Linked DNA regions of Homo sapiens: region 1 is linked to region 2. Evidence: read pairs that join two places in POLR2A ChIA-PET (ENCODE). Cell type or tissue: OCI-LY7. All regions are shown on one strand. Each heading gives the region's core, and the rest is flanking DNA. Links, peaks and the distances in the headings are about the cores only. Region 1 has its middle 8.2 kb from the start of VPS54. Region 2 overlaps LINC01800 (long intergenic non-protein coding RNA 1800).

Evidence for each region. ChIA-PET counts read pairs that join two places held together with the same protein. Peaks named below come from ENCODE experiments on the same cell type or tissue, not always from the same donor. Only the 100,000 strongest peaks of a DNase experiment are listed, where the experiment ranks them.
Region 1: POLR2A ChIA-PET joins it to region 2 with 15 read pairs; 2 of 35 experiments call an interaction of 5 or more read pairs at or near these places.

The regions. Positions count from the first base shown.
Region 1 is chr2:64,019,755-64,035,419 of GRCh38, forward strand. No RefSeq gene overlaps it. Among named protein-coding and RNA genes, the nearest start is that of VPS54, 8.2 kb to the left of the region's middle. In OCI-LY7, for the core only: CTCF peaks have their summits at 2,644, 4,122 and 4,322; DNase peaks (open chromatin) are centred at 77, 4,167 and 6,187; H3K4me3 peaks cover 901 bases; H3K27ac peaks cover 437 bases.
Region 2 is chr2:64,835,713-64,852,641 of GRCh38, forward strand. LINC01800 (long intergenic non-protein coding RNA 1800) reads right to left here. Exons shown (of 5, transcript NR_110224.1): 2 at 13,728-13,835; 3 at 12,560-12,651; 4 at 12,085-12,165; 5 at 10,418-11,900. Among named protein-coding and RNA genes, the nearest start is that of LINC01800, 19 kb to the right of the region's middle. RefSeq lists enhancers at 2,634-3,833, 4,410-4,459. In OCI-LY7, for the core only: no CTCF peak of the experiment used is centred there; DNase peaks (open chromatin) are centred at 2,499 and 4,399; H3K4me3 peaks cover 1,635 bases; H3K27ac peaks cover 2,813 bases.

The DNA.
Region 1 (15,665 bases), core at 1-8,000, 820 kb before region 2:
ACTCGAAACATCCCTAAATCACCCGGGACCTATTAAAGCAAATACTTCCACGAGATTCCTCCTCTCCCCCACCCCCTCGAAGTAAATGCTTTTCAGCTGTTCCCTAGTAAATGCCCTTCCAAAGGTTAAAGGTCACCCCTCCGCAACAACCCAGTTCTCTCTATTGAGGCCTTTTCCCCATCCAGTCCTCCCCTCCAAGTCTTCCCCAAGTTCCAGGCCTTCCTCCCAGACACTGTAATCAGTTATTCCTGTTACTTGACTGAGATACTTGGAGTGTGTATGATAATTAATACCTTCTAATTCTGACTTCAGCCTGGTTTCACAGGACTTGCAACTTTAAACCAATAAAACACAGTCCACAAGAAAGGGAAGGTCTTAGTATATAAATATAAAGACACACACACACACACACACACACATATATTTTAGGAAGAAAAAGATCCTCAATCCTTTGAGTGCTTGTGACTTAATTTTGGGAAGATTTTATTCAATGTTGAAATTCTTGCCTAAAAATAAATTTCAAGCATTTATAAGACATAGTATGTTTTAACAAATCAAAAGTGAAAATGTAACTCTTATAGTTGGGGGGTTGAAAAAAATGTTGATCCAAGTTTCACTTCTAAGAAGTCACTTTGAAAACTGCAAACATAACTTTTATGAAATAATATTTTCCCCACCAAAGAGCTAAAGTTGGGGAAAGAGGACAAAAAGTAAGGAAGCATCAAAAATAGTTGAGAGAAAACTCTTACATTATATTTTTCTAAGTTCAATCCTCTAAAATTATGTAAGAAACAAAGTGAGAAAATCATTCCCCAATATGAAATAAATTTAACTGTAAAAGAGTGAAGTCCTCTTAAATCCCTGATCACTTATAAAACCAGATGAGTTTACATAGAAGCAGAGTAGAATGGTGGTTACCAAAGACTGGGGGGTAAAGGGTGATGAGGAAAGGGGAAATGTGAGTCAAAGGGTATAAAGTTTCAGGTAGGAGGAATAAATTTTAGTGATCTATTGCACAGCACGATGACCACAGTTAATAACAATGTATTTAATATTCCAGAATAGCTAAAAGAGTACTTTCTTTGTTTTGTTTTGTTGAGACTGTGTCTGGCTCTGTTGCCCAGGCCAGAGTGCAGTGGCATGATCTTGGCTCACTGCAACCTCTGCCTCCCAGGTTGAAGCAATTCTCCTGCCTCAGCCTCCCGAGCCGCTGGGACTACAGGCGCGCACCACCACGCCCAGCTAATTTTTGTATTTTTAGTAGAGACGGGGTTTCACCATATTTGCCAGGCTGGTCTCCAAACTCTTGACCTCGTGATCCACCTGCCTCAGCCTCCCAAAGTGCTGGGATTACAGGCATGAGCCACCACGCCCAGCCAAGAGTACATTTTAAATGTTCTCACCATAAAAAAAATAAGCTGGGTACAGTGGCCCACACTTGTAGTCTCAGCTGAAGTGGAAGGATGCCTTGAAACTAGCAGTTTGAGTCCAGCCTGGACAACATAGCCAGACACCATCTCTTAAAAAAAAAAAAAAAAGTAGGTGAGGTGAAAGATATGTTAATTAGCTTGGTTTAGTTATTCCACAGTGTGTACATATATCAAAACATCACATTGGATCCTATAAATATATATAATTATTATTTGTCAGTTTAAAAATTTTTTATTAAAAAAGATGTGTTTATACTGTGAAAATATTAACAAGAGGATTAACCAAGTTTTATCTAAGGCCAGAAAGGAAAATAATTTTTCTTTATGTCTAGAATCAGTTCATAGATTATGCTAGGAATTGGATTTAGCAAATTCTTATATTTTGACCCCCCTCAGGAAGTCAACAACAGTTCAAAAACTTCCTTAAGCCTGGCTGGTTTGGCCTTTAAAAAAATATTTGTGTTTATACCCCACCTTGTTCCAGAAAAGATTCCAACTTGGCACTTGGACTAAATGATAGCCGTCAGTTGTCTCCCAGACACTAGAACAAGACAGTCTGGTTTGCTTCCTCATTATCCATCTGTTGATAACATACCATAGGAAGAAAATACACATTGAGTGTCGTGCTTAGTTCTTTCAGAGATCCAGCTCAATGTTTACTTTTACTTTTACTTTTCCACAGAACAATTCATAATCTTGAATCTAAACAGGAAAGTAAATGCTGATGATCAGGTTTGCAAAAATTTTTTTAAAGTGTGTAAACTGGGCAAGCAATTTCATTTAAACCTAGATAAATTTCAAATTAATTACTATGTTCACTTGCTATCACTTGAATCATTTCAGTCAGTATGAGAGCTAAAAGCCAAATCACAAATAAATAGGTATAGATATATTATTAGTGTACATTTCCAGAAAGCACAGATGATAGAAAATTAAGAAATTAATACAAAATTAAGAAATGGATAGGAGTTAAGATTCCATCATTGCCTTCAAAAAAAGGAATCAGGAAGAAAATATTTAGCTACCATGTCACTAACACTGTATTTGGCATATTTATTATATCTGTTACCGACCAATCACATGAAAAGTGATAGTCCATCAAGGTTATATGTTCTAATTAGAGGGAGAATGGCAAATTTTCTAATGCCATAACACCTATAAAAGGGCTATGTTTATGTTTACTGTGTATTCTGTGCATATTTGTATAGGTGGCAGTAGTAAGGTTAACATAGCTACTCAATCACTGAACACTGCCTTTCTTTTTTTTTTTTTTGAGATGGAGTCTTGCTCTGTCACCCAGGCTAGAGTGCAGTGGCACGATCTCGACTCACTGCAAGCTCCACCTCCCAGGTTCATACCATTCTCCTGCCTCAGCCTCCCAATATAGCTGGGACTACAGGCGCCCGCCTCCACGCCTGGCTAATTTTTTGTATTTTTAGTAGAGACGGGGTTTCACCGTGTTAGCCAGGATGGTCGTGATCTCCTGACCTCACGATCTGCCCGCCTCGGCCTCCCCAAGTGCTGGGATTACAGGCGTGAGCCACCATGTCCGGCCTGAACATTGCCTTTCTAATGATTTATTTGATAGAAACTATACATTCCCGTGCTATATAAATACAGAGGGGAAAGGGGGCACTGATAGAATGAACAATGAGAAAAATAATTTTCCAATTTAGTAAGATAGAAGCACTAGCTTCTTTTTTCTGTGATAGCAAACCTTGAATCTATGCAATGGAAACCCATCCACATTCTTAACCTACTCTACAGCTAAATATGTGTAATTATATTGTGTGTTTAGTATAAATAAGCTATCTTTGATAAGCAAGATTTACATGCACTAATGAACTGAAGGTGTCAAGCTGGTAATTGTTTCATTAGGGTTTGGATCCAATAATGTCCTGAATTATTTTATGCATCATATTTGAGCTATTCTTAAATGTTATATATATAAATATATAATTATATGTGTTTTTATAATTTAAAAAATTTTACAATTTTTGATACAGCTAATATATAGTATATAAAAATATAAATGATAATTTATAACAATATGACTCTAACCTGAAACTGTGTTTTGATATTTCTTCATAGGTAATATAGGACTATCTTAATGTAGGAAAACTTTCCAGTTTACTTTGAGTATGGTGTAAGATATTAAAGCTAAATGTAGATATAAGCACCACTAGAAAATTTATAATATTTTATGTGGTGATGATAATGTACTCAATACTTGTTGGGAGTAATATACAAGTCTTCAACATATCATCTTTTTGTCTTCTACACCAGCCGCTTGGTTACTTTGGAAGCAATTATTTAACTCTGTTAAATTTCTCTGTTAACTTTTTTCTTGACCTCGATATTTCAGATTTCCATTTTGATTATTATAATAATAGCAGCTGTAATCTACTAAGAATTTACTGCACCCCAAGCATAGGGAAAAACCAAGATACTATGGTATATTAGTTTTCTATTGGTATGTACAAATTATCGCCAATTTAGCAATTTAAAGCAACACACGTTTATTATGTCATGGTTTCTTGAGTCAGGAGTCTCAGCACAACTTAACTTTGCTTAAGGTTTCACAAGGCTGCAATCAAAGCATCCATCAGCCTGTATTGTCATCTGAAAGCTTGACTGAGGAAGAATCTGCTTCCAGTCTCCTTCAGGTTGTTGGCAGCATTTATTTTCTTGCATTTACAGACTGAGAGCCCTGGCTCCTTGCTGGCTCAAGGCTGCCCTCAGATTTTAGAGGCCACCTGCAGTTCCTCACCCTGTGGGTTTCCCTAACACAGCTGTTTACTTCATCAGCCAGTGAGGAGTGTCTTTAAAGTCTCTAAAGTGAATCTGCTAGCCAAATGGAGTGATATCCTAGCATATTTTCTAGGTTTATAGCAGGTCACAAGTTTCACTCACACTTGAGGAGAGGGGATTACAAAAAGTGTGAACAATCATGGTTGCCTTTGATGGTAGCAATCATGAAGGGCTACCCTCGAGCCTATAGTTAATACCACAGGCTTTGGAGTTTGGCCAACCTTGGGCTTTAAACTTGGCTGTGACACTTTAGCTATGTGACTTTATTATCAGCCTCTAACTCATAGCTTGTTCATCTGCAAAGAGGGAAAACAAGCTCTTTGCACTTTATTTTTCTCCCATGTAAAATGGGACTAATAATAGAGTTTAAGGATTAAATGAGCATTTTAACACAGTAACTGGTAACATGAAATACTCAATAAACACTTGTTAGTTTTCTCCTTTTGTTCCCCCTCTTTCCCTCATCTCTTTTTATTTTGAACCTGGTCTGTTAGAAGTCCCAGTTGGCATTTTTACCCTTTCAACTGCTATGTATTTACCCTGGGTCCAGAGTTCATGTACATGTGTGTACACCTGTATCTAGGGCCATTCAAAACCAATTCTAGTATCAACACCTTAAAAAAAAGGATGGATAGTATTGCAAATGTTATTTCCAACTTGAGCTTGGAAAAATAAATAAAATGATAAATGCATAACATTAGAAAGATCATTATTAGACATAGAGGCTTTGAGAGTTTAGAGAACGTTGCTGGGGTTGGCTTCAGTTCTCCCTCTGAATCATGTTCAATAGGTACAAGGTACAAAAGGACGTGTTCTGGCATAATAGTGTTCCTGGGCTCTGAGTTTGTATTCCAGCTTTGCCACTTTCTAAGTAACCTTGGGATATTATTTAAGCTCTTTAAAGCTCAGTTCATTGTGGGGTAATGATAGTATTTAGACTTCGTAGATGTGCTGTGAGGATTACGTTTAAAGTGCACAGTCAGCCCTCAATATCTGCGGATTCCACATCAATAGATTCAACCAACTGTGTATTGAATATATATATATTTAAAAACAATAAAAAATACCAATAAAAAACAATACAGTATAACAACTATTTACATTGCATTTACATTGCATTAGGTAGTATAAATAATCTAGAGATGATTTAAAGTATCTGGGAGGATGTGTGTAGGTTATATGCAAGTACTTTGCCATTTTATATAAAAGACTTACTCAAATCCCTGATTTTGGTAACTGCAGAGGAGGGGGTAGTCCCTGAACCAATCGTCCTCAGATACTGAGGGACGATTGTACTTAAATAGCATAATTTAATGCTTAGTTCATAGTTGGTACTTTAAAATGTTAACTATCATAATTATTATTATAATCTTCACTATATCATTATTATTAGGAAAGCTGTTTTAATGAAACCCGCAAAATAGGAAGGGGCAAGATTTGACTATGAATGAGGTGGTTGAGGTGAGGCATGAGAAGCCACAAGATCTCAAAAGTCCTTATAAGCCCATGGGCTGCAAGTAAGATCAGTGGTCAGAAGGTATAAAAATTGGCAAGTCAAAGCCAAGTGTGGTGGCTCATGCCTGTAATCCTAGCACTTTGGGAGGCCAAGGTGGGAGGATCACGTGAGCCCAGGAGTTTGAGACCAACCTGGGCCATATAGTGAGACCTCATCTCTTAAAATAATTTTAAAAAGTTATATATATATATATATATATATATATATATATATATATAGAGAGAGAGAGAGAGAGAGAGAGAGAGAGAGAGAGAGAGAAAGAGAGACAGAGAGAGAGAGAAAGGGAGAGAGAGAAAGAGAGAGAACATTGACAGGTCAGAAACTGGACAAATAGGAACTAGGGGCCAAGGTAAAATTATGAATTCTCAACCAAACCGAAAAATGCAACCCAAGACACAACAGAAGAGCACATGAAACAAATAATTCGTACTTCAAACATGAAGCCTTTTATATACTTCCTGCTGGAGCAGGAGTCAACCACAGAGCATATCTGGTACGTGTCTGTACCATGCCTGGTACAAAGTAAGAGTTCAATAACTATTTTGAATGGAAAACACAGGAGTCATGTTCCTATAGGAAAATAGTGACTACATTGTTGAGTAGAACAGAGGATATGGGCATATCTTGACAAATATAAGATTACTTTCAAATTGAACAATTTCCCTAGAAAAGTAGTTATATATACCATTTTGTTAGTCCTGCTATCATATTTTTGCTTTATGTTGCTTTATACAGTATTTGGTTCTTTATTCTATGGAGAATATGTCTAATGAACTAAATTGTAACTATTTCCAGGGTAGGATTTTCTGTTGTTGTTGCAGGGTACTTTTAAAAAATTTCCCTACAGAATCTGGAACAGTATACTACATAGTAGATTTTCAGTAGATGCTTGTTGAGTTAAAATAATTATGAATTACCCATCCTTAGTAAATGGTATTTGGCATAATTAATTTTAATAATGTATAAAACTAGTGGGCAACCTTGAAATCATTCTTGACTTTCATGTACCACATCTAATTTGTCAGCAAATTCTGTTATTTCTACCTTTGAAATATATCTAGACTAAAGACTTCTCACCATTCACACTGCATCCAGACTGATCCAAGCCATCTTGCCCGCAGGGCCCCTGACTGTGGCTGTTGGACTATAATATACTGCTTATTACCGAAGGCACCATTCATACAGACGGCAGGGCGAATGATGCTTCTTGGAGTTGTGCAGTGCAATGATCCTACTTGCCTGGATTTTTGCAAAAGTCTTCTAGGCCATCTCCCCATTTCTGCCTTCTTCCCCCGACCCCACCAGTCTATTCTCAAAACGATAGTCAGCTTGCTTCTGTTGAAACTTAAGTCAGATCAGGTCATTCCTCCAGAAGCTCCCATCTCATTCAGAGAAAAGTTAAAGTTCTTGCAAGGCCCTAGGTGATCTCATCCCACTGTTACCTCTCTGACTTTATCTGCTCCTGCTCCCCCTATTTCTGACAACTGAACTCCTCACGATTCCTGGGAAACACCAGACATGGCCCTGACCTAGAGCATTTGCACTTGCACCTCTCTCTGCCTGGAATTTCCCCAGTTGTCCGCATAGCTAACTCCCTTACTTCCTTCAGGTCTTCATTCAAATATCACCTTCTCAGTGAGGCATTTCTTGACATGCATATTTCTCATTACAACACTAGGCTTTAACTGCTTTTCCACTTTCACCTCTTAGCCTTTATTATTATCTAACCCTCCATATGTTTTACTTATTTATTGTTTATCTGTCCCTAACATGAATGCAAGCTCTTTTGAGGGCAAGGATTTTTTTCTGTTTTGCTTACCACTTTACCACGCAACACCTGGAACAGTGCCTGTTCAAAGTAAGAGTTCAATAAATACTTGAAATAATGAATGAATGACTAAAAAAAAAACTAGCTGTTATAAGTATACACCACTTTCTTTCATGCACTAAGCAGAATAAATAACCAGTTAGTCTAATATCTTGAAAACAACTTGCCATTGATATGTTATAGGACTCAAGATTTTTGTAAGCCACTATTAATTTATTATATTTATGATCAAGATGATACTCTTGGCTCATTTTACATTTGGAGTAATTTAAGTAATAATGTTTAGAAAAGTGTTTTAAATATGCAATTCTGTAATGAAGTAGAACTATAAGGATATAACAGTCAAACATTTATTAGGAAAAAAGCATTTTTTTTTGATACAAAGTCTCGCTCTGTTGCCCAGGCTGGAGTGCAGTGGCATGATCTCAGCTCACTGCAACCTCCGCCTTCTGGGTTCAAGCGATTCTCCTGCCTTGGCCTCCTGAGCAGCTGGGATCACAGGCACGTACCACCATGCCCAGCTAATTTTTTTGTATTTTTAATGGAGATGGGTTTCGCCATGTTGGCCAGGCTGGTCTCAAACTCCTGACCTCAGGTGATCTGCCCACCTCGGCCTCCCAAAGTGCTGGGATTACAGGCATGAGCCACTGCACCCAGCCAGGAAAAAAAAATTCTCATTTAAAACTTATCTCAGGAGAGGAGAAATTTTGTTTAAAACTTCTCAAGGAAAATTGTGGGCAATTTAGAAGCCATACATTGCCAGAGAAACAGAAGCCAGGGTTGGCCTCCTAAAGGATTTTCTCAAGAACCACCTTATACATCAACTGGGTATGCGACAACACCAGCCGTTGCTCAGGAAGAACCCCCTAAGGGGTAGAAATACAAGGGATACAAATTCTTACCCCACTATATAATATTTTTAAATGGAAAAAAATAAAAATCAAGCAGTGAGGAAAATTTTGCAAGCCAAATAGAGACAAAACAACCCTGAGCATCATAAAACTAGGCAAATTTAACAACATAATCCAAAGTAAGAGATTAATATAAGAATGGATTGCAATTATGTAATGGATTTTCCTGGATACCAAAATGCATTATAAAGGTCATTTAATTCTCATGCCACTGTCTGGTCATTTTGGTTCCCATTACACCAGGCAGTAAAACATCTGTATTTTTTTACTCTCTTTACTGCTATGAATTCCTGAGCTCTAATAAAAAGTTCTCAATCAGAATCTGGTTTCAATGTAGAAGTCTTACTTCCAAAAATCTTACTTTATATTTAGAACAGCATTTTTTTCCCTTCCATGCTTTTATTTAATAGCTTTTAAGCCAATATATAAAATAGAATTAATAAACTCAAAAGAAAGAAAACATCACTGAAATCAGACTTTTAGGACAGCAGATGCCTCTCATTTGACAGACGAGGGCTGAGACAGATCATGTTTTAGTGGTGGCAGCTGATTTCCAATCAGAAACCAGGTTTAAGGACATTAAGACTAGTGATCTTTGCCTCGCACTATACTGAGGAAATGCTATAACAACAAATAGCTGGAAAAGTAAGAATTATGTTAACTGAAATTAGTTATTACTTGAATTAAAAAAAAATTGTATTCTCCTCTCACTGTCCCCAAAGGAAAAGTTAGAACTTTCACTAAAATATGAAGTTTTTCATTACTTGTAAGAAAAAACCATCTTGTAGGAAAGATTTTGCTTGGTAACAGATGTTTAATAACTTAGGAAATAATCAACATACATTAATTTATTATTTTAAATACTCTTTACCAGTTCTTAAGTCCAAAGATAGATCTCTTGTTTGGTTGCAAGAATCCAGTATTTTAGAAAATGTATAGCCTATTTTCGTGTATTCTTCCTTCATAAATATGCAAAAGCCTATTTCTATTCTTCTAAGTTTGTCCCAACTTTACTTTGCAGATCAGTATGCATAGCAAAAGAAATGTAAAATGAGCATAAAGGACACATTTACAAAGCATACATATTTCTGTGTCTATTACAAATTGAAAGTCAGGCAACTGACAGTTTTTCCCCCTGCAGAGCTCTACAACAAGCATACATCAAATCAATGAGCAAACAAAAAGCTTGTATAAATGGCTTTGTCTTTATGATTAAACTGGCTCACTCATGCATGCCAGTGGAGTGCTGCTTTGATTCCAGGTGGTCAGCATATCTCTCTGGTTAATGGCATCCAAGAAGGAAATTGCTGATTCTTTACTGCCTGCCGACCTACCTATATTTTGCTCCAGTATATTGGTGGCTACCTCAGTTACTCACTACTTGCCCCCAGAATGAGGTTAAATTTGTCAAAATTATGATTCCCCTTAATGATGGAACCAATATTGTGATTCTCATTCTAAATCTTTTATTGTAATGAAGAGGTAGGAAAAATATTTCTACACAAGAACTCCTTAACCCCCAGCACACATCCTCATTCTTAAATAAATATCCAGATATCCATTCACACTCAATGGATATTTATCAAGGGTGTTCTGGGTCCTATAAGCTAGCAGTAAGCAAGACTGGTTCCGTTCATGCTGTCATAGAACTTACAATCTGGAGTGAGAAGAGAGACATTAAACAATTATAGGAATTGTTCGACAACAGTTAGGATATGTATCATGAGAAGGCAGAAGTTAGGAGAGCTTGTCAAGCTGAGTATAATTTAACATAGATAAATAGAGAATCCTTGCCCAAGAAAGCAACATTTAAACTGAAAAATGAATAGGAGTTGGTCAGGGTAGAGGAGTAGTGGTGGTGAAGAGGAAACAGCCAGCAGAAAGAGGCTCTGAGGCATGAAGAACTAGTAGGCTAGTAGAGGAAACAAAGGACCAATGTGGCTGGCATTAAATGAGACAATTGGGCCAAAGCCAGAGCATACAAGAAGGTGTAGGTCTTGGTGGAGTTTGAGCTTTATTATAAACTATAATAGGGCTTTGGGCAATGAGGTGACATAAGCATGTTTTTAAAAGATCGGTTTGACCCACTATGTGGAAAGTGAATTAGTGGAGATGACCAAAAGAAGGTGTGGCACCTGCAATTAGAAGGTTATCCAAGGGGTCCAGGTGTCAGGTAAAGACTAAGACCAGTTAGACAGATGTCTTCGTTGGCTTGGGTTGCCGTAACAAAATACCATAGACTGGTTGGCTTAAACACCAGAAATTTATTTCTCACAGTTCCAGAGGCTGAACTCAGGGTGCCTGTATGGTCAGGTTTCTGGTGAGGGCTCTCTTCCTGGCTTGTAGATGGCTGCCTTCTACTTATGTCCTCATATGGTAGAGAGAGAGAGAAACATCAGTCTCCTCCTCTTCTTATAAAGACATTAATCCCTTCAAGGGAGTCCCACCATCCTGACCCTTTCTAAACCTAATTACCTTCCAAAGTCTCATCTCCAAATACCATTACAGTGAGGATTAGGGCTTCAACATATGAATTTGGGTGGTGGGACACAAACATTCAGTCCATAACAACAGATTGAAGAGATATCCTTGGAGACAGAATTGACAGTACTGGGTGATTGGCTGGACAAAGAAGCTAAGAAATGGGTAGGGATTAAAGATGATTCAGGTTGGGTGCAGTGGCTCATGCCTCTAATCCCAGCACTTTGGGCAGCCAAGGCTGGCAGATCATGAGGTCAAGAGATTGAGACCATCCTGGCTAACGTGGTGAAAACAACATAAAAAGGGAGAACAAATTTATTGCTTCATGTCATTAAGAAGTCCAAGGTTAGGGATGACTTAAGACATGGTGGGATCTGGAAGCTTAAATGATCAAGCAGGAACCAATCTTCCCACTTCTCTCAGCTTTACTGTCATTCATTTAAAAATATTTATTGAAAAGCTACTGAGTCCCATGCTCCATTTTAGACACTAGAGATGCAGTGGTACAAAAGACAAGCAAGTCCACTATCACTGCTTCTTTTCAGCATTGCACTGGAGGTTCTAGTCAGTGCAACAATTCAAGAAAAAGACATTTTTAACAATATAAGAATTGAGAAGAAGGCTGGGCACTGTGGCTCATGCCTGTAATCCCAGCACTTTGGGAGGCTGAGGTGGGTGGATCATGAGGTCAAGAGATCGAGATCATCCTAGCCAACATGTTGAAATCCCATCTCTACTAAAAATACAAAAATTAGCTGGGCGTGGTGGCGGGCGCCTGTAGTCCCAGCTACTCGGAAGGCTGAGGCAGGAGAATGGCATGAACCCAGGAGGCAGAGGTTGCAGTGAGGCGAGATTGTGCCACTGCACTCCAGCCTGGGTGACAGAGCGAGACTCTGTCTCAAAAAAAAAAAAAAAAAATTAGTAACATGTTTGTCCAATGGCAGCATTAAGAGAATAAAAAGGCAAGCCCAGTGGGAGAAGGTATTTGCAACACCTGTAGCTAAAAAGGCCTTATATTCAGGATATTTTAAAAGATAAAAATTTTAATATCTCCTACAAATCAAAAAAGAAAAAAAAATGGGGGGGAGGGGGGAGGGATAGCATTGGGAGATATACCTAATGCTAGATGACGAGTTAGTGGGTGCAGCGCACCAGCATGGCACATGTATACATATGTAACTAACCTGCACAATATGCACATGTACCCTAAAACTTAAAGTATAATAAAAAAAAAAAAAAAAAGAAAAAAAATGGGTAACTCAATAGACGCTTGAATAGGTACTCCACAAAAAAGGACATACAAATGGCCAATAAACATATGAAAGGGTATTCAGCCTCATTAGTAATTAGGAAAGTGCAATATGATATACTGTACATTCATGTTTAAAGACTTATAACACCAAATGTTGCCTAGGATATGCAATAACAGGTACACACTAGGGTAGGAGAGTAAGTTGACACAATAACTTCAGAAGATAATTTGGCAATGATCTTCTAAAGCAGAACATTTGTATACTCCAGGATCCAGCAATTCTATCCTCAGGAATATATTCAATAGAAATGAAGGCATATATGTACCAAAGACATTTACAATAATGTTGAGTGACAGAAGCCAGACACACAAGTATATACTCCATTTATCTATATAACTTAAAAACTGTCAAACTATGATGTTACTAGTTAGCAGGAGAGAAGGTATAGTGATTGGGAGAAGCATGAGGGGGTAATGTTCTATTTCTTCATCTAGGTGGTAGACAAATGGGTGTATTCATTTTGTAATAATTTTTGACCCAAACATTTGTTTTGTACATTTTTTTCTGTATGTGAATGATGTGCCAATAAAAAAAGATTTAAAAATAAAGCCAAGCTTCCTGCCCCCATGGACTTTACATTCTTCTATGAGGATCCCTGCTCTCCTCCCTGTTGACTGGCTTCAATCTAAGGCTGCAAGTGGTGGCAAAGTAGCGACCAGCAGCTCCTAGTCTACAACTTCCCACGTTCAAACAAGTAGAAGTCAAGGCATACTTGTCTTAGGAGTTCAGCAAAAGTCCCACGTTGCCTCTGACTGGCTCTAATTGGAGCATGCCTTCATCTCTGATCCAATCACCGTGGCCAGTGTGAGACTCTAATTGGCCAAGCCTGAATCACAGCCAACTCATGAAGCCAGAGTCAAATGGAGTCAGCTTCACCAGAACACGTATAATAAAAATAGGTAAAGATTCAAACAAAACAAAACTGTGGCCCTGTTTCAAAAGAGGAAATAAATATGGGTTGTAAACCCAACAAATGTCTGTAACAGATCTCCTGCAAATGAGAACCTGGATTTCCTACTTCGTGTTAAGCTAACTTCCCTTTAATTCCTTCATTTTATCACATGTCCCAGGGATTTGGCTCTTCCACTGCTATCATGATTGCAAATGGACTCTTTTCTTCTTCTCTTTGGTCACCTGAGAAATAAGGTACTCTCTCCTACTCCATCTCTATTTTTCTGACTTCGAAATAAGACAAAAACAATTAACCAGACAGATGAAAGTGAATAACAATAACAACAAAAATTTATTTAGAGTTTTAAATGTTTGTTTCTGCTAGAAACTGCATGTTAACATAAAGGCTAATAAAAATAATCAGACCTTAGAAAGTAAGTTCTATTTCTATCCCTCTTCAAAGGATCCTTTGAGATGCCTCAGGGAGTACCTCCTCTGGTCAGTTTTCTTTACCACCCCCACCCCTGATCTGAGTTATTGAACACCTCTGCCCCTGTGCTCACTCATACTATATTGTAGTTTTCTGTTTACTTATCTGCCTTACGCATTGGCTCATGTGTTCCTTGAAGGAAGGGTTTCTACCTTTATCTCTGTATTAGCACTACAAAGCTCAGTGTCTGGGACATATACAGTGAAGGGTCAGTAAATATTTTCAGAATGAGTGAGTGTTTCATATCCCAGTTATACTTAAACCTGATAGCAGCCCTGTGAGATAGAGGTGATCAACCTGAGGCTTAGAGAGGTAAGGTAGGTGACTTGCTTAAGGTCATAAATAGTAAGTAGAATCAGGATTGGAGCTCAAATCTATCTGATAAAAAGTCTGAGCCCTTGACCAGGGCTTTGGTCAAAACTGTTCATTTATTTGGAATAAGGTTCAAAATGTAGCTGGGAGTAGTTTTCCCTGATTGAATCCTACCTGCCTTTCTAACCCTTTTTGTCATTTTTCTCCTTCACGCATCTTTCCTCACAGCCCCTGAACAGACTTGGGCTTTCCTGCCTCTTTGTTTTCACTGGACTCTGTCAACTCTGCTTACTAAACTCTTACACCTTCTTCAAGGATCAGCTCAGACATCATCTCTTTTACAAAATTTTCCTTTATCACATACCCAGAAGTGACATCATCCTCCTTTGAATTGTCATATTATTTCCTGAACCATGAACATGGCATGTGTGACATACTAGCTCTGCTCAAACTATTAGTCTCCATATTAAACTACTAGATCATGCCTTGTCCTCTTTATGGCCCTTAGTATAGTGATTTGCACATAGTAGACTTTTTACAAATTTGCTGAATAAATTAATGGTGGTAGTGGTGACTTTTTGGTATGCCAACCATTTCCCCCACTGTCTAGGGCTTAGGACTGTGCAAATCATTGTTAGATCTGCCCTATTTCTTCATACCTTATAGGCTGTGATATGGTTTGGCTGTGTCCCCACCCAAGTCTCATCTTGAATTGTAGTTCCCATAATCCCCACATGTTGTGGGAGGGACCCAGTAGGAGGTAATTGAATCGTGGGGACATTTTCCCCCATGCTATTCTGATGATAGTAAGTTCTCATGAGATCTGATGATTTTATAAGAGGCTTCCCCCTTCACTTGGCTCTCATTCTTCTCTTTCCTGCTGCCATGTGAAGAAGGACGTGTTTGCTTCCCCCTTCACCATGATTGTAAGTTTTCTGAGGCCTCCCCAGCCCTGTGGAACTGTGAGTCACTTAAACCTCTTTCCTTTATAAATTACCCAGTCTCCGGCATTTCTTCATAGCAGCATGAGAACAAACTAATATAGGCTGTATTCTCTCTTGATAACCAAAGGAGTTTTATATATTCAGAACTACCAAATATCAGCTTGGCAAATTTAAGTATAAATGGGCTTTTGATAGCTGTTAACAATGGGTTTTCACAAGTAGTTGGGAGACATGGCTTTGTGAATAAGTTTTGTTTCGTTTTCATTAAGAAGGAATAGTGACTGGGACAAGAAAAAGAAGGGAATATATTCCAGGTGTTTCTAGGGGTGAGGTAATTTGGCCTGCTAACAGTAAAACCCCAAGTTAATCAGAACCCGATTAACTTGCATTAATTGGCACCTCAATTATACACACACACACACACACACACACACACACACACATACATAAAGCAGACAGAAAAAGGGAGAGAGAGAGAGAAGAGACAGAGAGAAGAGAGAAGGGGAAAGGATCTGCCCTTAATAGAGACAAATGACAACAACAAATGAAACAGCAGCAAAATAATATCAAAACAGCATCTAGCCGCATAGGTTCTGCTCTCAATAACAGCATCATTTTCAGAAACGAAGCAACTCAAAATCCTGAATCATGTGACAAGATTGAAAGATAAAAGGGCTTAACCAGAAAATTCATGTAACCAGCACATGTCATTTCCCACAAATTATGCTTAAGCAGTGT
Region 2 (16,929 bases), core at 822-8,821:
TGTTCATTTGTTCTCTGCTGCCTATGGGATACATTACATAATTATTAGTTCTAACCAATATTGAGGTAAACCTCTGTCATTTCTTCATAAAACTCCTCTGCTCTGGCCAAGCAGGTCAAGTCTAGAACACACCTTGTATTTTCAAACCTCCTTGACTTTCCCTGTTCTTGGAATGTCTACCCATCTCCCCGCTGCCCCACCTTCTAATAGATAGCCAGATCCTACCCATCCATCAGGCGCTGACCCAAACCCAATTGCTTAGTCTATAACCACATTATATTAATGCCCCAGAGAAGCTTCAAGACCTTCCAGCCCAGGATCATCTCTCTTCAGGCATCTCCCTGCGTAGTTGCAGCTCCTTGAGAGCGGATCCTGTTTTACACTTCTCAGGGGTCCTCTCCACTCCCAACACAATGACTGATGCACACAACGGATGCTCACTAAGTACTTGCTGACTGGCAGGTTAATCAATAAATGCTCACAGACTGAGGAGTGAGTATAACCACCCGCTTTTGAAGCTGCAGACTGGCTCTCAGGAGAAAAAGTCCAGAGGAAGGATGGGAGGGAGTCTGGCTCTGAAACACAGAGGCGCTGCTGGGCAACCCTGGGATGTCCAAGTGGGAGACAAGAGAGATGACAAAAAGCTGAAAGGCACATAAATGACCACCCTCAAACGGACAGGTTAAATGACGTACGATAACCCATTGACTGTCTTCTAAGATGCACGTTTAGTATCATCTCTGCTGGGCGAGTGCTGTTGCTCCATCCCCATCATAGGCAATTGTTATCCCAACCTTTAAGGTAGGGATCCCTGGTGGGGAGGGAAATGAGCAAAGATCCTTGGAAGGTGCCCTCCCTGCAAAAGTCGCCCTTCTCTGTCCTGGGAGGAGTGGGAGGGGAGGGAGAGGAGAGGTTTTTATTCTTAAAGGCAGCTCAGCCTCCAGAGGTCTGCCGTTCCCTGGATAATACTAGATTTACAAAGAGCCTGAAAGATCCCCAGGATTCGGGATCAACTCTGAGTTTCACAAGTGTTTATTTTGAGGGATTAGCCGTCCTGGGCAGGCCTGTTTGTCTAATGGTTAATCAACCAGTCAGCAAACATTTATTGAGGGCCTGCTTACTGGGCACCAAAACAAGCATAGGAGAGAGTCCCCTATTTTGAGGCATTCAGAAGGGTAATTGAGGCCCTGAAGTTAACTAACACCTGCAACAACTAGCAAATGATATGACATCATAACGTGTGCCTCAGACTGCCCTGGTCTTCCCGGCACCACCCCCTCCAAATTCTACTCAGACTTCACCACCCTGGCCCCTGGGGTACAAGCGTGGTTCAGGCTAAGCCAGAGTCCCTCGCTGAGATGTTACCTCTAAAGCCATCAGCCAGGAGAGGAAAAGTGGCTTCCATTGGTTACAAGGTTGTAAGGGGAGAACTAGGAGTGCCCCAAGGCCATATTCTGGCCTTAGTGGGCAGCCAGCTTGAGAGAAAGAAAGAGAAAACCATGCTGAAGAAAGCCAGGCAGGGACAGATGGACAGATAGAGTTTAAGTCGCTGGCCTGCCAGGGCTCCCCAGGGCCAGCTCTAGTGTGGCACTTTCCTCAGAGCAGTTACATGAGACAATATAGTCCCTCCCTTTTCCTTTTAGCTAGGGTGGGTCCTGTCCCCACCTGTGTAGGCAGAGGAGCCCTGAGCAATGAGCACACTGCACTTATTCAGCGGCAGCTGAAGTGATTCAGGAGGATGGCCTTGAAGGTTGTGGAGGAGAGAGAGCATCCAGGGCGAAGACGACGACGTGAAAGAAGGCTCTAGGGGCTGGGCATTGTGACTCACGCCTGTAATCCCAGCAGTTTGGGAGGCTGAGGTGGGTGGATCACTTGAAGTCAGGAGTTCGTGAACAGCCTGGCCAACATGGTGAAACCCTGTCTCTACTAAAAAAAGAAAAATTAGCCGGGTGTGGTGGGCGCCTGTAACCCCAGCACTTTGGGAGGCTGAGGTGGGTGGATCACTTGAAGTCAGGAGTTCGTGAACAGCCTGATCAACATGGTGAAACCCTGTCTCTACTAAAAACACAAAAATTAGCCGGGTGTGGTGGTGGGTGCCTGTAATCCCAGCTACTCAGGAGACTGAGGCAGGAGGATCACTTGAACCGGGGAGGCAGAGGTTGCAGAGAGTTGAGATCGCGCCACTGCACTCCAGCCTGGGCAAAGAGAGCGAGATTCCATCTCAAAAAAAAAAAAAAAAAAAGAAAAAAAAGAAAAGAAAAGAAGGGAAAGGGAGGAAAGGGAAAGGAAAAGGAAGCAGGCTCTAGGGACATGACAGCCCTGGAGGGTGGGTCTGACGGTCGGGAGTGCATGTGGAGGCTGGGAGCAAGCTGGGCAGAGTGCCCTGGGTGAATCTGCTCTCCAGGGGTTCCTGGGAGCTTTGGCTTCTGCCTGACTTCTGGGTTTAGCAGGAGCCCACACTGACGGTCCCCGGACGCACACACAGGCCTCCAGCACACTTCCTCTCCATTTATTATATAAAGCAGAACTGGCACTGCACACTCAGACTATGCTGTAGGTACCCAGGGATGCCATCCTGGAGCAGGCTTTAGTTAATGTTTACATTTTGTCCACATTCCCCTCCAACCCATTCTACTCTCCTCTTCTTCCCGCTAACCCTCGGCTTTTCTTATTCTTCCCCATTTTTTTTTTTTTTTTTTTTAGAATCAACACCTCCCTCTGTCACCCAGGCTGGAAGTGCAATGGTGTGATCATAGCTCACTGCAACCTCAAACTCCTGGCCTCAAGCCATCCGCCTACCTCAGCTCCCAAGTAGCTTGGGATTACAGGTGTGAGCCACATCACTGTGCTCCCCATTGTTAATATGTTGAGACTCTTACTCTGGGAGGAGGAGTGGCAACTAAAGGACCCCAAATCTCTACTTCTTGGGACCTGTATTTGACACTCCATCCAGCAGCTTCTGAATTTCACACCTGATAAAAGCAGGGGTTCTGGATGTTCTCACGGCAACCCCAATTTACACCCAAGAAGGGGCCTTCTGGGTGGCCACCTGGATCCTGGGTGCTTTTCCCTGGGCAGTGTTTATGCCAAAGGCCTGCTTGCAGCCTGGATCTGCTGTGCCCTGAGCCCGCCCTCCTCCCCTCCGCGCCCCACCCCACCCCAGAAGAGCCTCTGCTCTTCCTGCCCTTCTCCTTCCTGCTGCGCCAAGGTGGAGCCCAGCTGCCTCCGCACCCAGCCCTCTGTGACTCAGTGGAAGCCAGTGGCCACTTCCCCCTCCCACCCACCCACACTCACATTCCAACGGCCAGCTCACTTGCTTCTTGGCACTCAAACTGCACCCACCAGGCCTCTGACTAAATAGTCATCTCTTTACGGGACAATTTATGACCAGGGCCAGCCCAGTATGGGAAGAGGTCACGTGTATCTTACCCTCTGAGCACACTCCTTTTGCTCCACAGCTAATGACTGACCTCTGTGGATCTTTCCTTCTGGCCCCTGGCTGACCTGGGGCATTTTATTTAGGAGAACTAGAGTCTTAGCCTTTAGTGTTGTACCTAACACAGTGCTGACTCAATGCATCTTTGAATAAAAGAGGTTTAAAAAAAAATTACTGGCCAGGTGCTGTGGCTCACGCCTGTAATCCCAGCACTTTGGGAGGCTGAGGCGGGTGGATCACCTGAGCTCAGGAGTTCGAGATCAGCCTGGCCAACATGGAGAAACCCCATCTCTACTAAAAGTACAAAAAGATTAGCTGGGCGTGGTGGTGGGAGCCTGTAATCCCAGCTACTTGGGAGGCTGAGGCAGAAGAATTGCTTGAACCTGAGGAGCAGAGGTTGCAGTGAGCTGAGATCATGCCACTGCACTCTAGCCTGGGTGACAGAGCAGGTCTCCATCTCCAAAAAAAAAAAAAAAATTACAAATAAATAGAGAGTAATTCCCCAGGACCTGACAGATCCTACTATTTTGGTAAGGACTCAAGGACTCATTTAGGCCACACCTGGGAAGTTGGGTGGTTTAAAGTGGAGTTAGTGACACCTGGGTTGAAGCCCCAGCTCTGCCGCTCTAAGATCTCAAGCACATTTTATGACCCACCTAAGCCTCCATTCCTCACCTGTGTACTGGGGATGATATCGTGTATTTCATCAATTCTAGGATGTGCAGCTTTTTGCATCTTAATCTCTCTGAAATTGGGCTATGTCTTACAGTTGATATGGGGGTAGGAGATGGTGTATTCCCACTCCTAGATCGACTGTAGTGCCTCTAGGAGTGCCCTGCCAGAGAAGCCCACACTCCACCTCCTGAGCCAGGGTGGCCATATGACTTGTCCTGGCCAATGGAGTGTGAAGCAAGCAACATCTATCACATCCGGGCTGCACTTTCAAAGGCAACTGTCGTTCAGCTCATGCTCCTTTTCATCCACGTCAGCAGCCAGCAAAGTTCCAGATGGAGGCTGTTTCGTGGGCCCTGTCCCACAGTAAAGAGGATGTAGAGCTGAGCTGCAGCTGGTGGGCATTGAACAGAAGCATAAACCTTTCTTCTTTAGCCATTGAGATTGGGGTTCTGTGTTTTGACAGCACAGTCTAGCATATCCTGACTGGTATTTCATGCTCCAGTTAATTGACAGATTCCTTTTTCTTTCTTAATACATAGTGGTGTAACTCACAATTGTTGGTATTGTTGATTCAATGAAACACGGTAGTGCCTCTTACAGACTAATGTAGGTAAATCACTTAGCACAATGCCTGGCCCACAGTAAGTGTTCCATTCATGTTAGCCATTGTTCTATTTCTAGCCCTCTGCATGTAGCCAATGTTTAATACATGCTTGGAGGATGATACTGATGACACATGAGATCAGAACCCCCCTTAGATCCCTTGTGGCATGAGAAAGAGTATCGTAAAAGACAAAATTACAACAAATTTAGTTTAAAGATCTCAACAAGCTTTGTTGCAATTCTAAAATTGGGCAACACTTCGTTCCATAAAACAGAATAAGTGTCCAATGAACTGAGGAGAAGAGGCTGGCTTTACAGACAGAAAAGGCTGAAGAAAGCAAAAACAAAGAACAAAAAGCAGATTGATCATTTCAAAGTTACTTGCCTTGTAAGGCGGGACAGGGAGATGGAAGAGTAGAAAAATCACTGATCAGTGAACCTTGTGTTACTTCGGGCTAACTTTTGCATGTAAGGATTAAGGCAGAGGAAACTTCATTATCGTGCCAACTGAAGATTGAAACTGGCCTGTTTGGAAAATTGGCTGTTACCTTATTTCTCAGAAGGTCAGATAACTTAGTTTTAGTCTGGTGAAATGGAATTTTGGCATGCGTGACTCTAATTTTTTTTTTTTTTGAGACGGAGTTTCGTTCTTGTTGCCCAGGTTGGAGTGCAACGGCACACTCTCAGCTCACTGCAGCCTCCGCTTCCTGGGTTCAAGTGATTCTCCTGCCTCAGTCTCCCAAGTAGCTGGGATTACAAGCATGCACCACCACGCCCAGCTTGTAGAGATGAGATTTCTCCATGTTGGTCAGGCTGGTCTGGAACTCTTGACCTCAGGTGATCTGCCCGCCTCAGCCTCCCAAAGTGCTGGGATTACAGGTGTGAGCCACCGCGCCCAGCCAGCGTGACTCTATTTTTAGTCTTGTCTGTTGGGGCCTAGTGCAGGAGCTTAGTCCAAAACAATGGCCTCCTGCAATTTTTATTTAACAGTATAGATAAGTTCAAGTAAATAAAGTGGCATTGGCACTTGATTTTGGAGGCTCTTTGAGGGTATAGGTGTTTCTGATGCCCTTTCTGAAAGCTTTTTCAGGGGCTACTCGTTTAGGTAGGTAACTAAGAAAGCTGAGTTTTTATTCATATTAGTTAACAGTTTATTGCCTAGGATATGAGAAAGAGGAAGAAACAACTCAAGTGTGATGTGGCAAGTTTTTGGTGCAACAGAATAAAGAAACCACAGTCTCTTAGAGCAAAATATAAGCATCTTGAATTTTTGCAGAATCAAGTATGGGCCACAGATCCTGCTCTGAAGATACCATACTTCCAGCTAATTCTTGACCTTCTGTGTTAAACCCCGTGCTCTGGAACAAATCTCTCCAGGAATTTTATAGCCAGCCCCTGCAGACCCAAAAGTAGGGAGAGTGTTCTACATGCTGGGCTGGGCTCAGGTGCTGTGAGGGCAGACTTGCCAGAGCCACTTCCCATCCCTTTGGCATCCTCTCCCCTGAACCTCATATTACCTGTCTGTCTCCTCCTTTACTTCCTCCACTTGGGAAGATGACAAAAGTAATTTATCCTAAAGTATTATTGGTGTATGCATTACTTAAAGGGGAACCTAGAAAATGAAAAAGGAAATCACAGGACTGTATGTTAGGTTATGTTAGGGATCTGTTACGTTTCTCATCTCTGCTACCTGCGTCCACCTCAATCTTTTCTCTCAGCAGACAGCTCTCTTCACTCAGCTGTCAGCTTGCACATGGTCTCATAAAATGGCTGCCCTAAAATGGTGGCCCCCGCACCTCGTGACTATGTGACTTTCAAGTCTAGCACCAACTAGCTAGACTTTCTGTGGCCTCCAGTTCCTGAGAGGGAGGATCTGGCTTCATGTAGCCTACAGATGATTCCACTGGGGTCAGTTGACCATATCTGGCTCAGTCAGTCATGGTGCTGCTACTATTGGGCCAGTTAGTTTCTCTTAAAGACCAGGATGTTTGGTGTATTACGCAGGATTTGTTGAGCTGCATGTGGCAGAATATTCAAAACAATAGCAGCTTAAAAATACAAATTTCTGGCCGGGTGTGGTGGCTCATGCCTGTAATCCCAGCACTTTGGGAGGCTGAGGTGGGTGGATCACCTGAGGTCAGGAGTTTGAGACAAGCCTGGCCAACATGGTGAAACTCCATTTCTACTAAAAATACAAAAATACAAAAATCAGCCGGGTGTGGTGGCAGGCCCCTGTAATCACAGCTACTCGGGAGGCTGAGGCCAGAGAATTGCTTGAACCCAGGAGACGGAGGTTGCAGTGAGCAGAGACTCCGCCACTGCACTCCAGCCTGGGTGACAAGAGTGAAACTCCATCTCTCTCTCTCTCTCTCTCTCTAACATATAAACATATATTATATGTAACATATAAACATATATTATATGTAACATATAAACATATATTATATGTAACATATAAACATATATTATATGTAACATATAAACATATTATATGTAACATATAATATATAATATATAAACATATATTTTATATATTATATGTTACATATAATATATAATATATAAACATATATTATATATTATATGTAACATATAATATATAATATATAAACATATATTTTATATATAATATATAAACATATTTTATATATAATATATAAACATATTTTATATATAATATATAAACATATATTTTATATATAATATATAAACATATTTTATATATAATATATAAACATATATTTTATATAATATATAAACATATAATATATATAATATATAAAAGTATATAATATAAATATATATAATATAAACATATATAATATAAATATATATAAAATATAAACATATGTAATATATAAACATATATTATATATAATATATAAACATATATTATACGTACAATATATAAACATATATTGTACGTACAATATATAAACATATATTATACGTACAATATATAAACATATATTATACGTACAATATATAAACATATATTATACGTACAATATATAAACATATATTATACGTACAATATATAAACATATATTATACGTACAATATATAAACATATATTATACGTACAATATATAAACATATATTATACGTACAATATATAAACATATATTATACGTACAATATATAAACATATATTATACGTACAATAAACATATATTATACGTACAATATATAAACATATATTATACGTACAATATATAAACATATATTATACGTACAATATATAAACATATATTGTACGTACAATATATAAACATATATTATATGTATAATATATAAACATATAATATATAATATATATTATATATATGTTTATTATATATGTTTATATATTATATATAACATATATTATTATATTATATATGTTTATATATTATATATTATATAATATATATGTTTATATATTATATATTATATAATATATATGTTTATATATTATATATTATATAATATATATGTTTATATATTATATATTATATAATATATATGTTTATATATTATATATTATATAATATATATGTTTATATATTATATATTATATAATATATATGTTTATATATTATATATTATATAATATATATGTTTATATATTATATATTATATAATATATATGTTTATATATTATATAAATAATAAACTTACATATTTTATTAAGTATAATATATAAATATAATATAACTTACATATTATATTTTATATATATATAAACATAAATTTTTTTCTTTCTCATATAAGAGGCGAGCAGTCCAGGACTGGTACAGTGGCCCCTTGATCACTATCTGGGTATGCAGCTTCTATCCTCAAGGTCACCTCATGATCCAAGATGGCTGCTGAAGTTCCAGTCGTTACATCACATGGAGTTGCAGGCTGGAAGGAGGAAAGAAAGACAAAAGCTCCTCCACTCCCTGCTGTCATCTCCCATGAAGCCCCCAGAACACTTGCACTTGTCTCATTGCTAGGACCTAGTCACATAGGTTGTGCACACTTAGCTCTAAGAAAGTCTGAGAAATGAAGGGTTTTTTTTTAGCAAGACACATTGTCACCCAGAATATAATCAGGGTCCTTCCACCAAAACAAAGAATGGAGAATGGGTATTGAGGGATGCTCAGAGTCTAAGCCAGAGTTGGGAGGAAATAACAGACACTTCCAATTATGTTTTAATGCATTCTTTTTCTATAAGAAGGCCATGTCACTTTGGAAATTTAAAACATAAGTAAAAAAACCATTTTGGAAAAAATAAGAGAAATTCTGGAAAAGAGAGATCAGCACTTACCCTATAGGAATAATTTCTGAAAGTGGAATTTCAGGCATCAGAGAGATGGTGTTTTAGAAGAGGGAGTAGAAACCCTGCCAGAGCCCTCAAGTCAATGCACACGAACACATGGGGCTAGGGCACACTACCTATGGGGTAACCCTACTCCACAAAGAGCAGTTAAAAAAAAAAAAAAAAGCCTATTCAGGTTGAGAGAGTTCTGTAGGTGTGGATGTTCATCCTTTCCTATGCTTGAAGCCAAATATATGTTTTAATACATGCTAGTTTTGGCCAGGTGCAGTGGCAGATTACATGCCCGTAATCTCAGCACTTTAGGAGGCCGAGGCAGGAGGATTGCTTGAGCTCAGGAATTCAAGACCAGCCTGGGCAAAATAGGGAGACCTCATCTCTACAAAAAAATTAAAAAATTAGCCGGGTATGGTGGCACACACCTGTAGTCCCAGTTACTTGGGAGGCTGAGGTGGGAGGATCATTTGGGCCCAGGAGGTCGAGGCTGCAGTGAGCCATGATTGCACCACTGCACTCCAGCTTGGGTAACAGAGTGAGACCCTGTCTTAAAAAAAAACCCAAACAAAAACATACAAACAAACAAACAAAAAAACGCATGCTAATCTCCATATCTGTCTACACTTTTCTTCTCCTCTTCACAATGTCACTCACAGAGGGGAAACATGAAGTTTGCCATCCACTCAAATGCAGTTCTTTCTCCTCACCACAATCACTCCCTATGCAACTACCTGAGAACTCTTTCAAAAATGCAAGGCAAGCGTATTCCTCCACTGTTTAAACCCTTCTCAGATTCCCTGACCAAGGCAGGCAAACTCCCTCCTCATGGGGCCCCTTCCCTAATTTCCAGTCCTGCTTTCTGTCAGCTCCTCTGTGTCTTCCTCCTCCCCAGAGCCTCCAAGAAGCTTCTGCTCTCTGGGATGCCCTTCCCTCCATTGTCTATGTAGCAAACTCCTACTTTCCCTTCAATGGCCCACTCAAAGGCACCTCCTCTGTGAACCCTTCCTTGATTGCCTACAGGCATGGGCCTTTTTTTTTCTTTCTTTTGTGTTCCTGTGACACTTCATGACCATCTCTGCCAGCAGGTCTGTCTTTTCCATTAGAGCATGAACTCTTCCAGAGTAGAAACTAGGCTTTATTTTTGTCTGTGCCTCAATGCCAAGCACAGAGCCTGGGATGAACTAGGTACCCAGTGTAAGGCAGTTATAAGGCAATAGAGCATAGTGGTTAAGAGCATAAACTCTGGTGCTACCCCACCTGACTTCGAGGCCAGGCTCTGCCACCTACTTAACAGCTATATGCCTCAGTTTCCCCACTTGTAAAATGGGGATAAAGATACTTCCTACCCCATAAGTTTCTGTTGAAGACTCAATGAAGGAATATATGCAAAGGGTTCGTCACTCATTACATGAAAGCCATCATCTTTATTACTTCTGAATACAATGCTAGTGCAGCAGAAGGGGCACCTGGAACCCCGCCCCTCACCAGCTCAAGGGCTTTGGTCAGACAAGACTACCTCTCTGACATATGTAGGTTGATATTATTCTAAAATATGTTGTGCATTTCATCTTCCTGGAGAAACTCAGGGAAGTTACAAAATACCATCTCTTTGCTTGAAGGATCTTGCATAATTCCTTGGCCCTAGTCCATTTGTAGGGAGCACATTTAGTAACCCTAACAGAGTGTTGGAAAAGGCTTGCCTGGAAAGGGTTAACCACAGAGCTTTAGAAGGAGTTGGGCTCTGGGGAAAGAGAGATTTCTAGGGATGGTGGAAGATGAGGCCTCCCTGCCCTCTGGGACCCTGGGAGGCGTCACCATGGTGATGCAGAGTGTAGGTCCGCTTTGCATGTATTTGGGGCTTTTTGTTTCTTCAGTTCTGGTGAGGGTCAGTTGAACTAGATTATGGAGAAATGAGGTACAGAGAAAGGGAAATGCTTTCTCCAGCCAGGGTAGCATGGGAAGTTATTGGAAAAGCAAGGACTAGAACTTATTAGTTAACTTATTAATTAACCAATATTTATAGACCCCACTCTATGCCAGGCCCAATTCTAGGTATGGAGGACTTGGCAGAGAGCATGGCAGACAGTGTCTCTGGTCTAATGAGCACAGCAGGCAGGAATCAAGGAAGCAAATAAATATGTGCCATATTTCACTGATCCTAAGATGTCCCTCCCTTTTTTCACATTTTAAAATCTCTGAAATCAAGGTGGATGCATCTTACAATCAGTGATATGTCTTGAGAGCATTTTCTTCTCTCATAGTGATATGTAAAATAATGCTATACCTTACAACTGATGGCATCTGAGATTTAATAAGATATAGTCATACAATTCAAGTGATGGCATTCTCACCTCCTTAACACTGATTTATTTTCCATCCAAGCAACTTACAGTAGAAACCCCTGCCTGAAATGGACAACTTCTCTGACTGATCTATTTCTAGGACTTCTTTAGAAATTCATGGTTCTCTCAGTTATATTTCTGTGAATCCACTTTTTTTTGGAACCAACAAGGACCCTGCCTATATCAGTAAGGAATTTATTTGGCTACAAATAGGAGAAAACCAGAACCACAATGATTGACACTGATTTGCATGACCCTGGGGCTGGCACAGCTGCTCATCAGGCATCCAGGCTGCTTCTTTCATTTTACTGTACCATCCTCAGCGCAGGCCTTTAGTCCTCATGGTCACAAGATGGCTGCTGTACTTCCTGGTCTCACATCCATGTTCCAGGCAGGAGGAGGGAGGAAGGACAAAAGGCATGGCACTCCCCCAACTCCTTTTTTAAAAATCAGGAAAACAAGCTTTGCCAGAAGCGTCACTAGGCTGAACTTGACTATTTCTCACAGTCCATGTGGTGTCACACGCGCACCTCTAGCTAAAAGATGCCTGTGGAAAAGAGGGTTGTGTGAGTGAAGATGAGAAGCCAACAGCGTCTGCTCTGCTGAAGAAATAGAACAATGGAGTTCTCATGAGTGCATTGCGTGTGTGATGGCATTTGTAGTGCAATCAGAGGGAGGAGGGGATGTCATTCCTATTCTTGACAGGAAATCACTACACAGATTTGCCTCACCTGAAAATGTGACAGAAGCCAGTCAGCAACGTCGTGACAGAGCCTGGACTTCTTCGTGCTTGTCTCCACATATCCAGCCACCTTGAGGAAGAGGATGATCCCACAGGCGCTGGCCATGTTACTAGCCACTTTCTAACTTCCAAATAAGACGGGAAAGAACATTCCAGACCAGGGGAGCCCACCCCCAACTCTTGGAGGAGAGCTTCAATTTTTCCCAGAGACTCTGAAATGACTCCATCAAGGAGTTGAGTAGCTCACAAGGGACCAAAGCTGCTACGCCAGAAGATGGAGACAGTCTCAACCAGATGCTCATGCCCTGAGGGCAGGACGCAAGCCCTGGGCTGAGGCCCAGTGAGGATCTCACATTAAGGGGAGGGAGGAGGAGGGCTGGGTCAGGGAGGGACCCTTCGAGGGGTTGGCTGTTGGGGGAGCAAGCGCATTAACAAAGGTATTGGTCTTTGACAATCTTCTTTACCTGTCTGATGGTCTTCTTTTCCCATCTATCTTTTCATTGTAGGCTTGTCAACTAACACATCAATATAATTCCTTTTGGAAATGGCTGAAAAACTGTAAACACAGAACTTATTGGTAGCTACAGTGGTAGATTGTAAAAGTGGCCACAATCCTTCACTGCGTCTATATGTTTACCCCTAAGCTAAATGACTCTGTGCCTCTCTTCCATCAAGAGGAACAGACTACCTCTCTGCTCCTTCGACTGGGGCTGCCCTAGGGACTCACTGTGGCCAGTAGAATGCAGCGGACCTTGTTTGTACGGTTCTGAAGCTCTTGCCTACTTCTCTCTCTGGAAACTTGTGTGAACAAGCCCAAGCTAGCCTGCTGGAGAATGAGAAACACAGAGAAGCTGCCCCAGCTGAGGCTGTCCTAGTCCAGCCAGGCCCTAGCCCACCAGGCAGCTGGCCTCTGAGCATGGGCAAGCTGGCAGAAATATGCCAGACTGCAGAATCGTAAGCTAAAGGGTGGTTGTTTTGAGCCACTAAGTTTAGGGAAGATTTGTTAAACAGGAAGAGCTAACTGATAGACTTACTATGTGCTGGACACTGGCTAGGAACTTATGTAATCGTCATTTCTTTTAGCTATATTTGTACCTGTCAGTGTGCAGAGTGTGTGTTCAGGGGAGAAATAGCTTGGTCTGCTTCTGCTTGTGCTCCCATTCTGGCTGAATTTCTGTGTACTCAATTGCTCTAAAGAGCTTTCAGGCTCCAACAAAAGGACCAGAATATTCTGTGATAATCCCTGAACATTCCTCAGTCTCTAGTCCCTTAAAAGTGTGTGGGATTAGGGAAATGGTGCTCTAGTTGGAATCCATCCAACTTTTCAGCCTGCAGAGATTCAATCTGGGGAGTTATCTTGCTGTTTTTAAGCATATGTGGGTTCCTAGATATCAGGAACCAAGGGATGATCCTTTAGTGCCACTCACCAGGCAGTCCTAGCACACTAAGGGAGGGAAGGTAAGACACAAGATGCTTTCTCTGTAGTATGAAATGGGGGAGTCTGTGGAAGGTGGTCACTTAAAGCCCTGGGCAGAATGACAGTCACCAAAGCAGTGACCATGATAAGTGCCAACGTAGGGCAACCTCACGCCAAGGAAGAAGGTGTGACCTTAGGCTGGTGGCACTACCTACCTGGATAGCTGCACTCCAGTGTGGAGAGCCTTAAACTGGATTTTACTGTGGGCTGCAGACACAGTTTGCCATAACCTTTGGTGTAACAGACACTTAAAGTCAAGGTGCCTGCCAAAAGATAATAACTTTAAATGTAAAATTACAAATCATTAAGGGTAACATGATACAAATAGCAATAGAAGCATTGGCAGTATTTTACCTTGATTTTATTTTTGCTTGTCTTTCGCTGTCAGCCTTGTCTAAAGTTGCTGCTGAGGGCACCTCATTCACACACCATTTACCCTTCAGCTATGGCACTGACATTGTCGCCTCAAGGAGCATGAGAGTGAAGGCCAAGGACACCTCCCACACAAACTATGGTTATTTCTCAGAAATGCAGATTTAACTTTTTCAACATGGGTTTCTTCATTTACCCTTTGGGAAGTACATGGAAATGTTCAATTTCCTTTGGGAACTGAAGTCAATATTAGCCGTTAATCCAAAAAGCATCCTTCATGAAATGCTTAAGGAAGGCTTGTAAGAAACCAGTTGACTGAATTTGTTTACTACCTATGGGCTTTGGCTAGAGGAGGGAAGACTAGTCAACACTTGGGCCTTAAAAAATCTGAACCCAAGTGTCATGTCCTTTCTTCCCAAGGGATGTAGGAAAATTGGAAAGTGGTCTTTTCTCAACTACTTCCCTTTATAGCTGTTGAGAGGTAGATGGTGCTGAATATCCATTTTGCTGCAGCAAAATCAAAAAAGAAAGGCGCAAACAACAAAAAATATAGTTGTTTTTTTTTTTTTTTTTTTTTTTTTTCTGAGACAGAGTTTCGCTCTGGTCACCCAGGCTGGAGTGCAGTGGTGCGATCTCTGCTCACTGCAACCTCCACTTCCTGGGTTCAAGTGATTCTCCTGCCCCAGCCTCCCGAGTAGCTGGGACTACAGGCACCTGTCACCATGCCTGGCTATTTTGGTATTTTTAGTAGGCACAGGATTTCACCATATTGGCCAGGCTGGTCTCGAACTCCTGACCTCAAGTGATCTGCCCACCTTGGCCTCCCTATATGCTGGGATTACAGGCTTGAGCCACTGCGGCTGGCTGAAAAAATACAGAAGTGTTAAAATACTCTTGACATGTTTTATATCAAACTTCTTACAGGGAAGGAGCTCAGATCGGTTAACCATTCCATCGCTGAGAGAAGCCCCTACCCAAAGACAGTTAATGTCTCCAAGGGTGATGATGGATTCCAGAGTCTTCAGGTGGAAGACTTGGGGCTATGTGGGTCTCACTTCATCTTCCCTTTTTTTAGCTCCCCTGTGGCTACCTATTTGCAAGGAGCTCTGTGCTCCTAATGACAAGGAAAACCCAGAGGCTTAAAATAGAGTTCATTTCCCAGAATCTCAGGTACTCAGAGGAGAGAGGGGTGGGGACTTCTTGGACACAAGCTCACATTAGCTGATGAAACACAGCTGCATGTGCCCCACACCACAAGGAAGGAAACTTGTTTTGCTGGGAAATACTGCAGAGGTTTTTGCCTCATTTTCATGGGAGAGGCTGAAGCTTCCACTCTCTGGCAACATAGGCCAGACCCAAATGAATCTGTGGCTGAGACCAGCTTTTCCTAATGTAAGTGCTCAGTTGGCCAGGCATGGTGGCTCATACCTGTAATCCCAGCACTTCGGGAGGCTGAGGTGGGTGGATCACCTGAGGTCAGGAATTTGAGACCAGCCTGGCCAACATCGTGAAACCCTTTCTCTACTAAAAATACAAAAATTAGCATGGTGGCAGGTGCCTGTAATTCCAGCTACTCAGGAGGCAGAGACAGGAGAATTGCTTGAACCTGGGAGGTGGAGATTGCAGTGAGCCGAGATAGTGCCACTGCACTGCAGCCTGGGCAACAGAGCAAGACTCCATCTCAAAAAAAAAAAAAAGAAAGAAAAAGAAAAGAAAGTGCTCAGTCAATTCGCAGCTATGAGAACTGTGTTAGATCTATAGCCCCGTGACTCTCATTTTGATGTGTGTTACCTGAGCACTTGAGGTCATCTGTGAGCAAAGTTTGCCAGCCCAGGCATCTCCTCCAGAGACTGCTGGCTTCTGAAGCACACTTCACTTGGTGTGAAACTTCTCATTTTGAAGGAAGCTTTATAATGTGGCCCGATGATCCTTAGTCCGTCATGTTATATGCAACCCAGGAGCAAGGTGGTCCTAGCTATTAACACTAGGTGTGTGTTCACAGCCAGGCGTAGTGGTGCACACCTGTAATCCCAGCTACTTGGGAAGCTGAAGTGGGAGGATCACTGGAGCCCATGAGTTTGAGTCCTGGGTAACATAGTGAGACTCTCTCTCTAAAAAATCCCAGTACCCACGCCCCTCCCCTCCCTCCCACCCCCCACTGCCAACACACACAATCCCCACTGTTTGCAGCATAGCACAGGACATCTCCTTCCTTAGCTTCTTTGCTTGGGGATGCTGACCCAAGAAAGTAATAACAGCAAGCATTATGGATTAGTTCTTTATTGCTGTGCAATAAATCACCCCAAAATGAAGCTACTTAATAATAAAACACTTACTACCTCATGCAGTTTCTGTGGGTCAGAAATTCAGGAGTAACTTAGTTTGACAGTTCTGGTTCAGGGTCTCTTATGGGGTTGCAGACATCTGAAAGTTTGACTGGGGCTGCAAAATTTGCTTCCAAGAAGCTCCTCACATGACTGGCAAGTTGGTGCTGGCTATTGGCAGGAGGCCTCAGCTTCTAGACTATGTGAAGGTATTACTTTAAAAATTTAAAATTTATATTACACTCATAGGTATGCACTAGAGGGATCTAAAATTCCCCCTACCTTTGTAATGTTGTCTGTTCTCCTGAATGTCCCCACCTGCTTCCTCTGGGTACCTATCTCCACTGAGACACATGTCCATGCTCCCCAGGGTCAGGTGCCTCGGTTTCTAGTGCCTGCAACCCTATGTCCTTGCCCATCTCTTCTTCCCCCATTGCTCAGGACCTGGCCCAGCATGACACACACAAAAGGCACTCAACATGAAGAGAATTGAATAGAACCAGTCTCCACCATAGTGCGTTCCACAGAGAGGATGTAACCCTGACCTTGAAGAGAACTGTGCTCAGTTAGAGTGAGCAAAAACATGGATTTCAGTTGTCCTGGTTTGATCTCCCCAAAATGAACTAATAACATCAGGGGTGTAGAGAGTGATAGGCATTGG